Linked DNA regions of Homo sapiens: region 2 is linked to region 1. Evidence: read pairs that join two places in POLR2A ChIA-PET (ENCODE). Cell type or tissue: K562. All regions are shown on one strand.

Region 1 (5,000 bases):
GAGAAACTCCTGTGAAAAGTATTACAAGGAACTGGGAGTGTTAACCTGAAGAGGAGGAAGTTAGGGAAGCTGACAGAAGTCACCTGTCTAAGGGAAGAGACTTACTGTCAGTTCCAATGAGAGGAAGCTTCATGCAGGTATGTTTCACACTCAAACAGCTCAGCTCCCAAAGCAATGTGGTCAAAAGACCACTAGATGAATCAGGAAATGTTTGGTTACAAGGAACGGAACCTTAGGACAGATTAGAAAAAATAAAGGGAGAATTTATAACACAACCTCAGAAGCCAGGGCTAGAGTGACTTCAGTCACTCCTGGGTTCACATCATGGTTGTAGAAGTCCATCTCCATTCCTGGCCTCTGCATCCACTGCTGTCTTTCCCCATGGTGGGCTCTTAGAGGACAGGCATTGGGGATGCAAGCTCGGTGGCTCCAATTCACACTCCTACAGGTCACCCATTCACTAAGGTAGCACCCTCCAGGGATCGCCTTCCAATAAAACTCTGTGACCCAGGAGAATGATGCTGATTGGCTCAGCCTGAGTTCCATGTCACCCTGAACATGGGCAGGGGGGTGTAGGGGAAGGAGCCCCCTGCCTAAAGCTCATAGTCTGAGAATGAGGTGGTTCCCCAAAATAAAAACTCCAGCTGCTTAGCTGAAGAAGGGGGAATGAGGGATGGACAGGTGAACAGAGCAGATGTCCACTCAGACGCTGTCTATGCCACCAAGACAGGTCAGAATAAATAAAGCCCTTGGTTTTCTTGTTCCACACGAGGGCTATGCAGAAGTCTTCAGCAACTTCCTACCCTCTGTCATTCCCATGCCAGGGCTGCCCTCAGCACCATTCTCCCCAACCAAAGCATCCCTCTCCTCCGCCTTCCCACCTGTTTCTCTTATAGGAAACCTGAGAACTGTCCTGACAGGTAGGACTGGGGAGAGGACAGGCAAGAGTGTGTGTGGGGGGGAGTGTGGGGCGGGGGGAGGAGGGCTACTTGCAACTTTATTGCGTTATCTCAGCACATCAGGAAATAGAGTTCAACCAAGTTGGAAGGTCGGCCTTGGAAGACACTGAGTTCCTGACCCTGGAGGACAGGCTGTGTTCATTCAGGACCTGGAGGTTTTCAAACTCTCTCAATGCCCTGCTGCTGCATTTGAACTGTATACAAGTCCACTTCCTGTGTCTTTGAAGAGGAAATTTCTCATCTGCTATCAAGGGTGTTGCTAATAATTTAAAGATCGGGTTTTTTTTCTGCATTTTAGTCTGGCACATCTGGGACTCAAGTTTCAAGTGCTGAGTCTTGTAAGGACTGTTCTGCAGCCAAAAACCAGGAAAGGGGAAACAGAAGCAAAAAACCAATCACAAGTGAAAAAACTCAGCCAGCCTAATTAAATATTTGGAATCAAAAATTGTTGGCCACCTGGAAGGGGAAACACCCTTTTCATCCTGTCATTCATTTCTTAGCTAAATAATGGGTTCAATATACATAATTCCAAAACCAAAATTAGAATTTTTGGAAGACGCCCCCAATATTTAGGCATTTTATCTCCTGACCAGTTTGTCTTGGAAGGTATTCCAGGCCAGGAAATTCTAATGTATTTCTCTATGTTAAAAGACATATAGGAGATTTTTATTTATTGGTCAAGGTGGATACGTGGGAACACCTGCTTTAAAATGCTCAAGACTGGGATTATGACTCTGATCAAGTAAAACTCTAGAGCCTCAAGATCTGTTGAAATGGAGAAGATAAAAACTGCTGGGTCCCTGCTTGCCCTTCCCCACCCAAAATTTCTTGGCCCTGACCCTGATCCTCCTCCCTCAGACCACCTGTAGATGAAGGTGGAGTAGCCTTCCACTGAGACATCATGAGGCTCTCTGGCTGTCATAAGGAGGGCATCAACCGACTGTGGAAATATAGTTTTGTATTTCATCAGCATCATAGAATATCATCTCAAACTCACTGAGGGCCAACAGTGTTTATAGACTCAGTTATGAAGAATTCTGTTTTAAGGAGAATTACCTGAAAGAGATGTAATCCTGATACTTTAAAATTTATCTTTGGGTTTGTAGACCCTCAGCGAGCAGCCTACATGGGCCACTCAGTTCTGGCTCCCCACTGACTTACTGAGCCCAGCTTTGGCATTCTGCTATTTGCACACTTGGGTGGGGGGTGGGGGGAGTAGAAAGCTGTGCCAAGAAATGTGATGTTGTACTTACTCTAATTGTTATAAAGTTTTGGTGCCGCAAAAGAAATAGCACGCGAATATAAAATTTTATTTTTAATTCTCAGCAAGGCAAGTTACTTCTACAGAAGAGTGTGCCCTTACAGATGGAGCAATGATGAGCGCACACTTGGACAAGGGAAAGGAAGGGGTTCTTGTCCCTGATGGGCACGTGGCCCCTCTGCTGTGTCGTTCCTCTATTGGCTAGGGTTAGACAGCACAGGCTAAACTAATTCCGATTGGCTAACTTAAAGAGAGTGGCGGGGGTGAGTGGTTTGGCGGGAAAAATGGTTATGACAGAGCAGGTAATCAGAATGAGTCAGGGTGGAGAATGTAATCGGAAAAGGTTGCTTTATGAGGAAGTTTAAAAGTAGAAGACAAATAATTGAACATACTGACATATTCTTTGAAATTTAGAACTCATATCTAACATAAGCAGGCTTGGGGAAACCATTCACTACTGTTTTAGGGTTCCTCCGGCATGAACTGGAATCCCAGTATGTACTTTTATTTGCAGCAGACACTAGTTCCTGCAAATCCCAGGCCTTCAAGGGGACTGTAGAAGGTTTTGGCTAATACTCATACTTTGACCTTCCCTAAGGTAATGTGCAAGGTGGAAAAGGCTGGGAGCCTGTGCAGGTCACCTTGGGCTGTGCTGCTAGGTGGCCATTTTGCGCTGGGAAGGGACCCTGCTACTTGTTATTTTAGGCAGCAGATGGCTGTGACTCTGCAAATTTCCTCCAGGGGCTTCAATGGGGCCAATGCACTGTTTACAGTTTTAGAGCTTTAACTGACCCTTATCACTTAAGGACAGATGCTGTGCCCTGGAGCTATGGGATCTGGTCACTTTTACATAATTTGAATGTGCTCTGTAATCATCCAAGTACCGTTTTAAGCATTTAAATTCTTGCCAGCAATTAGGCTGCTGCTGAACATGGGAGATGATTGCATCACTTCACTAGTTTCAAACAGCACACTCAACCTTAGTATTTATTGCATCAGCTCAGGGCAACCTGCTCTTCCAATCAATTAAACTCCTTGTGCTTGAATATGCAATGCCTGCCAATCACACATTAAATCACCACCTCATGCTTATTTCACAATGAGCTTACTGAATGAAATGACTTCCCAAAACTTAATCAGTCCCCACCTCCGGCAAGCTGGCATTTAAAGAGATTTTCCAGTGTCTCTGGGAACAACCCTATTACATTTCTCCCTGAGGGTAAAATCTTCTCAGGTCTCCATTCCAGGAATAGCAATGCTGCTGCTGGTAGTTGCTGGCTTGTATTTGTCCCGGGACAGACACTATGAATGATGAAACTAATTGTGTTTACTGGTCCTCCCCCTGCCCCCCACCATCCATTTATTTTTGTAACACCAATAATGCATGTTTATTATGGAAAAAAACCATACAGCAAAGCAATGAAGAATAATTACCTAAATTCTCAACACCTCAAAATTACAATGGCTAAAATGTTGGTTACCCTTCCAGGCATTTGTGTTTCCTCTTTACAGTGGCTGCTAGAAATAGCCAGATACAAATCCCAGTATAAATGAGACTTTAATATAAAACAATGGGGAAAAGATGTATGATAGATGGCACTGGCCCAACTGGCTCTCCATTTGGAAGAAAATAAATATGGACTCCTTATGCCGCATGGAAAAATCCATTTCAGATTAAAATTTTAAATGTAAAAAATATAACAAGGTATTGTTTAAAAATCTGGCAGGCTATGTGTATATTCTAGGGGTGGGAGAGACCTTTTAAACTGTGACTAGAAGCTATAAAAGAAGGAAAGGAAAGACTTTTAAAATTATAAAGTCAACAGGTTAATACAAAATAAGAAAAGTACATTTGTAATGCAAGTGACAGTTTATGCCTATGATAAAAGCTCTTAAATTTGATGAGAAAAGGGCAAAATGATGAGATAAAGATGCACAAAGGATAAACACTTCACAGACATTGAAACGGCTAGCCCACATGCTCATATTCACTAGTGGTCAGAAAAAAGCAAATGGAAGTTAACAATAGAACACCATTTTACACTTAGACTGGAGAAAAGAGCTATAATATCATATGCTAGTGTTGGAGATAGGAATTGTGACATGCGTCCGTGTGAAGAGAGTCCATCAAACAGGCTTTGTGTGAGCAACAAGGCTGTTTTTTTCACCTGGGTGCAGGCGGGCTGAGTCTGAAAAAGGAGTCAGCAAAGGGTGGTGGGATTATCATTAGTTCTTATAGGTTTGGGATAGGCGGTGGAGTTAGGAGCAATTTTTGTGGGCAGGGGGTGGATCTTACAAAGTACATTCTCAAGGATGGGAAGAATATTACAAAGTACCTTCTTAAGGGTGGGGGAGAATATTACAAAGTACATTCTCGAGGGCGGCGGAATATCACAAAGTACGTTATCGCAAGGGCGGGGAGGGTGTATTGTCACAAAGTCAATTGATCAGTTAGGGTGGGGCAGGAACAGATCACAATGGTGGAATGTTATCTTTTGTGGATCTTCAGTTGCTTCAGGCCATCTGGATGTATATGTGCAGGTCACCGGGGATATGACGGCTTAGCTTGGGCTCAGAGTCCTGACAGGAATGTACTCTGATACTCTGCTGGTGAACTGTGATGTGCTAAAATCTTTTGGGAAATACATTTGACAATATCTATTAAAATTAAAAGGACACGTACCCCTCGTTCCAGCAATTGCACTCTTTGGAGTGTAGCCCAGTAGAAATAAAAGGGTAGTGTTAAGGACATACGAACACAGAGGTTTGCTGCAGCATTG
Region 2 (5,000 bases), 110 kb before region 1:
AACCCTAAGTGGCACTCCAAATCCTGATGTTTGTCAGTAGATTACTAAAGCCGTTATAGAACAGAGGTTGGCAAACTTTTTCTGTGAAGGGGTACGCAGTAAATATTTTAGGCTTTGTGGGCCATATAGCCGCTATTCAACTCTGCCATTGTAGCAGGAAAGCAAACTAGACAGTGCGGATGAGTGTGACTGCACTGCAACAAGATTTTATCTATAAAACAAGTGGTAGGCTGGATTTGGTCTTTGGCCATAGTTTATTGATCCATTTTAGAGCTAGGGCCACTGCATACAGTTGAACCATTTGTGCCTCAAAGTGAGTAACCAAGGGGATAAATGGGGACAGAAATGCAGCCACACTTCCCTTGCTATGCTTTGCTCCAAAGTGTGACACTCTGCCTGCCCAGAGAAGAGGGAACCTTTCTCAACTCGTCTGCCCAATGGAGATGCTTTTTTCTTATCACACAATGGCTCCATGGCTAGGTGCTGCTCTGCTTAGAACCTCAGAGAAAAAGCAAAGATTAAAGTGCTTACAGGTCATTAATAACATCCCACACGAGACTTGTATTCTCCAGGCAAAATATCCCCAGACATCTATCCATTCTTTCCATGCCCTACTGTTGAGTCACTTTATTTTCCTGGTTGTTCCCTTGGGAATAGGCTCCAGTGTCCCAAAACTATACACAGTACTCCAGGAATGGTCAAAAGGTTGCAGAACAGATCTATTATTAGTAAGGTAGCTGTAGAATCACAATAGTTTTTGAGCAGTGAACACTTGCAAAATGGAAGGTCCCTTTATCCTTTAAACATCACTGCTATTAAGATATAGATCTTATAGTTTTAGGTTGGTGCAAAAGTAATTGTGGTTTTTGCCATAAAGTAGTTGGTTTTGTTTGTTTGTTTTACTTTTTTTTTCTTTAGGTAATTTTCCATCCAGTTAGTAGGGTTTTTTTGTTTTTGTTTTTGCTTTTGTTTCTGTTGTTATTGTTGTTTTCTTTTTTTAAGAGACAGAGTCTCACTTTGTTGCCCAGGCTGGAGTGCAGTGGTGTGATCACAGCTCACTGTAACCTAGAACTCATGGGCTTAAGTGATCCTTCTCAGCCTCCTGAAAAGCTGAGACTATGAGAGCACGCCATCACACCCAGCTTCTAAGATATAGTTCTTTTATGGTACACTTCCACAGTTGTTTCTGGACCCTACTTATAGATTTTATACTTGTTTCTGTGAAATTACATTTTGTAGAATTGGTTCATTATTTCAGGTAGTTTAGAAGGAGATATTAGCTCTCCCTTATCGCTCCATGGGAACTCTAAATCTGATAAACCTAACGGGCATGGTGGCTCATGCCTGTAATCCCAACGTGTTGGGAGGTCAAAGCAGGTGTATCGCTTGTGCCCAGGAGTTCAAAAGCAGCTTGGGCAATATGATGAAACCCTGTCTTTACAAAACATATAAAAATTAGGTGGGTGTGATGGCACACACCAGCTACTGGGGAGGCTGAAATGGGAGGATTGCTTGAGCCTGGGAGGTCAAGGCTGCAGTGAGCCATGATCATGCTGCTGCACTCCAGCCTGGGTAACAGAGAGAGACCATGTCTCTAAATAAATAAACCAATAAGCCTGTCAACTGTCATCCAAATTACTGATTAAAATGTCAAAAAATAGTAGAAACCATAGGAGGGGTAAGAGATCATGAAAAGGTAATGCAAATAAGTGTAGGTCAAGATATATAAAATCAAATGCTTACTCTCACTAATAATAGAATAAATGCAACTAAACTAATAATTAATAACGACAGGAAAAAATGCTTAAAATATATAAAACACCTAGAGCTGGAAAGGTTGGGGTGAGACATATATTGCTGGAAGTATTGTAACTCAGTGTAATCTGCTTAAAAATCAACATGGCAATATGTATTGAGAAGTTTCAAATTTCTTCTTACTTCTCAACCCAGGGAATCTATCTTAGAGACATAGTGAAAAGAAGAAAAATAAAAGTTCAAAAGGCACATTATTATAATCCATATTTATATGAATAAATTATTTATAATCTATAAAAGCTGAAAACAATGTCCTAATATCCTCAATGTCTCACAAATATTGTATTTGAGCAGGCTGATAGGAAAAATATGATATTATGATGAACAGCCAGAATTAAAAGCATCGATTATATAAGTGAAAAAACTATATGACAATATAAAATTGACAAAAGCAAGAAAAGAAGTAAAGAAATATAAAAATAGGTATTTGAATATTGATACTCCAAGTGTATTTTTGTTTTAATTTTTATTAATGTTACTATAATGTTGTCTTCATAAGAAATGCATTTTATATTAAAATTTACTACCATATAAAATATATTGTGCTATCTGATTATTTTGAAAAATCTTTATGAGAGGAAAATGCAAAAAAAGCTGGGAAAATGATTTGGGAGAGGATCCTTGATCCTTTTCATTTATATAGAAAAGAAAAGATTCGTTAAAATACAGCTTAGTTACTCGACAAAGAGTGGGAGATGGCTGATGAGACAGTAGAAATGTATTCCTGGGCACAATTTGGGGAAAATAATTCCAGTAAATCTAGATACAAATCTTTGAAAATAAGAGTTAAGTAAGTTACATCAAAATATCGTGTAAGTGACAGAACCCTTTGGTCTCTTTGGTCTTTCCTTCTCCAACATATTTTCCATATTATTCATGTATTTATTGCTTGAGGCAATGATTATTTATTATGTTTCACCTGAATGTGGAAGAATTTCTCAAGAAAGTAATTTCCACATATTTTGAAATCTAAAACAGTTCTGGGAAATCTCTAACACTGGCAGTCAGTGGGGTCACGGTAGGGTCAGGCACATCCTTGAAGGGGTGAAGTGCGTGTCACAATCTCCTGGTGGTCTGTATCAGTATGAGTAGAGCTGTAAGTAACAGCTGACATCAGGACATATGAGGACATTTACTGATTCATTAACTAGATGTCTGAGCTGGACAGTCTCAGGGTTGATTTGAGGTTTAACAACGTTGCTGATCGTGATCTCTCATTCTCAAGTCCAAAACAGGAAAGAACAGGTAGTGTGTCATACCCCTCAGATGTTGATTGGAGTTGGAGAAAATGTTGATTGTAATGGTGAGATAGTAAAGATAAGCCTCTTAACAAAGTCTACTGTGGCCCTCTCTCTTTGTCTATGGCCAGTAAAAAGCTCCTCTAAAAGAGGAAGTAAGTTTGGCTAAGTAGGAGCAAGTTCTTGTATGGGGTAGGGTTTGAGAGGAGTAACTGCTTTTTCTTTTTTGGTAGGAGAAGTTCACCATTGACTAACAGGCATATACTCAATGCCTGACCCAGCATAAACCTGAGCTTATACCTAAGGTTGTTTGGTAGCTCTTACGGAGGACCACAAACTGGGATCTAAACTAACTTCCCTCTTTCTTTCTTTTCCCCAATCATACCAAATGTAATTCCCTGAGAATTCCCTACAAATTGTGTGCCCAGGCCGGGATGTGGTAGCTGCTGCCTGAAGGACGCCAGTGCTGTGGGAGCCCTTGCCCCAGCTGGGAGGTGTTTTGTGTTCACTTGGGCTGCCACATCCCCCACTGGACACGTCTATGAGGGACCCCTGGTCACAGACCCTGGGCCACTACATCAGCTCCATAGGCTTGGTTTCCCAGCTGGTTGAGAACCACTAAGCTTTACTTTCTATGTCTTCTCATCTTTTAAAAATATTTATTTTATACCTCTTTTGTTCAAAGAATTTAAGAGCTTGATGATATCTTAATAGATAATCTAGTTTGTTCATGTCAATCAGGACTTAAATTAGAAGAAGATAAACATGGAAAGGGTGAAGTTTTATAGACAGCCAAACAAGATTCTGTAATGTTCAACATTAAAATACTTGTTTCAAAACAATTGTAGAATGCTTTTACTATGAGCAAGGAGAAACAGGGCTGAAAAGAGTGCTGGTCTTTTTATATATATATATACTTTAAGTTCTAGGGTACACGTGCACAACGTGTGGATTTGTTACATAGGTATACATATGCCATGTTGGTGTGCTGCACCCATCAACTTGACATTTACATTAGGTATTTCTCCTAATGCTATCCCTCCCCCCGACCCCCACCGCACCAACAGGCCCCAGTGTGTGATGTTCCCTGCCCTGTGTCCAAGTGTCCTCATTGTTCAATTCCCACCTATGAGTGAGAACATGCAGTGTTTGGTTTTCTTTGTGATAGTTTGCTGAGAATGATGGTTTCCAGCTTCATCCATGTTCCTGCAAAGGACATGAACTCATCCGTTTTTATGGTTGCATAGTATTCCATGGTGTATATGTGCCACATTTTCTTAATCCACTCTATCATTGATGGACATTTGGGTTGGTTCCAAGTCTTTGCTATTGTGAATAGTGCCCCAATAAACATACGTGTGCATGTGTCTTTATAGTAGCATGATTTATAATCCTTTGGGTATATACCCAGTAATGGGATCGCTAGGTCAAATGGTATTTCTAGTTCTAGATCCCTGAGGAATTGCCACGCTGTCTTCCATAATGGTTGAACTAGTTTACACTCCCACCACCAGTGTAAAAGTGTTCCTATTTCTCCACATCCTTTCCAGCACCTGTTGTTTCCTGACTTTTTAATGATTGCCATTCTAACTGGTGTGAGACGGTATCTCATTGTGGTTTTGATTTGCATTTCTGTGATGACCAGTGATGATGAGCATTTTTCCATATGTCTATTGCCTACATAAATGTCTTCTTTGAGAAGTGTCCGTTCATATCCTTTGCCCACTTTTTGATGGGGTTGTTTGATTTTTTCTTGTAAATTTGTTTAACTTCTTTGTAGTTTCTGGATATTAGCCCTTTGTCAGATGGGTAGGTTGCAAAAATTTTCTCCCATTCTGTAGGTTGCCTGTTCACTCTGATGGTAGTTTCTTGTGCCATGCAGAAGCTCTTTAGTTTAATTAGATCCCATTTGTCAATTTTGGCTTTTGTTGCCATTGCTTTTGGTGT

Evidence for each region. Peaks named below come from ENCODE experiments on the same cell type or tissue, not always from the same donor. Only the 100,000 strongest peaks of a DNase experiment are listed, where the experiment ranks them.
Region 2: POLR2A ChIA-PET joins it to region 1 with 6 read pairs; 2 of 35 experiments call an interaction of 5 or more read pairs at or near these places.

What each region holds. Positions count from the first base shown.
Region 1 is chr7:106,567,159-106,572,158 of GRCh38, reverse strand. CTB-30L5.1 (a long non-coding RNA gene) reads left to right here. Exons shown (of 4, transcript NR_187788.1): 4 at 1,015-2,248. Among named protein-coding and RNA genes, the nearest start is that of CTB-30L5.1, 29 kb to the left of the region's middle. RefSeq lists enhancers at 2,969-3,934, 3,935-4,900, 4,901-5,000. In K562, CTCF peaks have their summits at 1,382 and 2,951 (motif pointing right); DNase peaks (open chromatin) are centred at 984, 2,446 and 2,998.
Region 2 is chr7:106,677,549-106,682,548 of GRCh38, reverse strand. No RefSeq gene overlaps it. Among named protein-coding and RNA genes, the nearest start is that of CCDC71L, 19 kb to the right of the region's middle. In K562, no CTCF peak of the experiment used is centred here; DNase peaks (open chromatin) are centred at 2,898 and 3,188.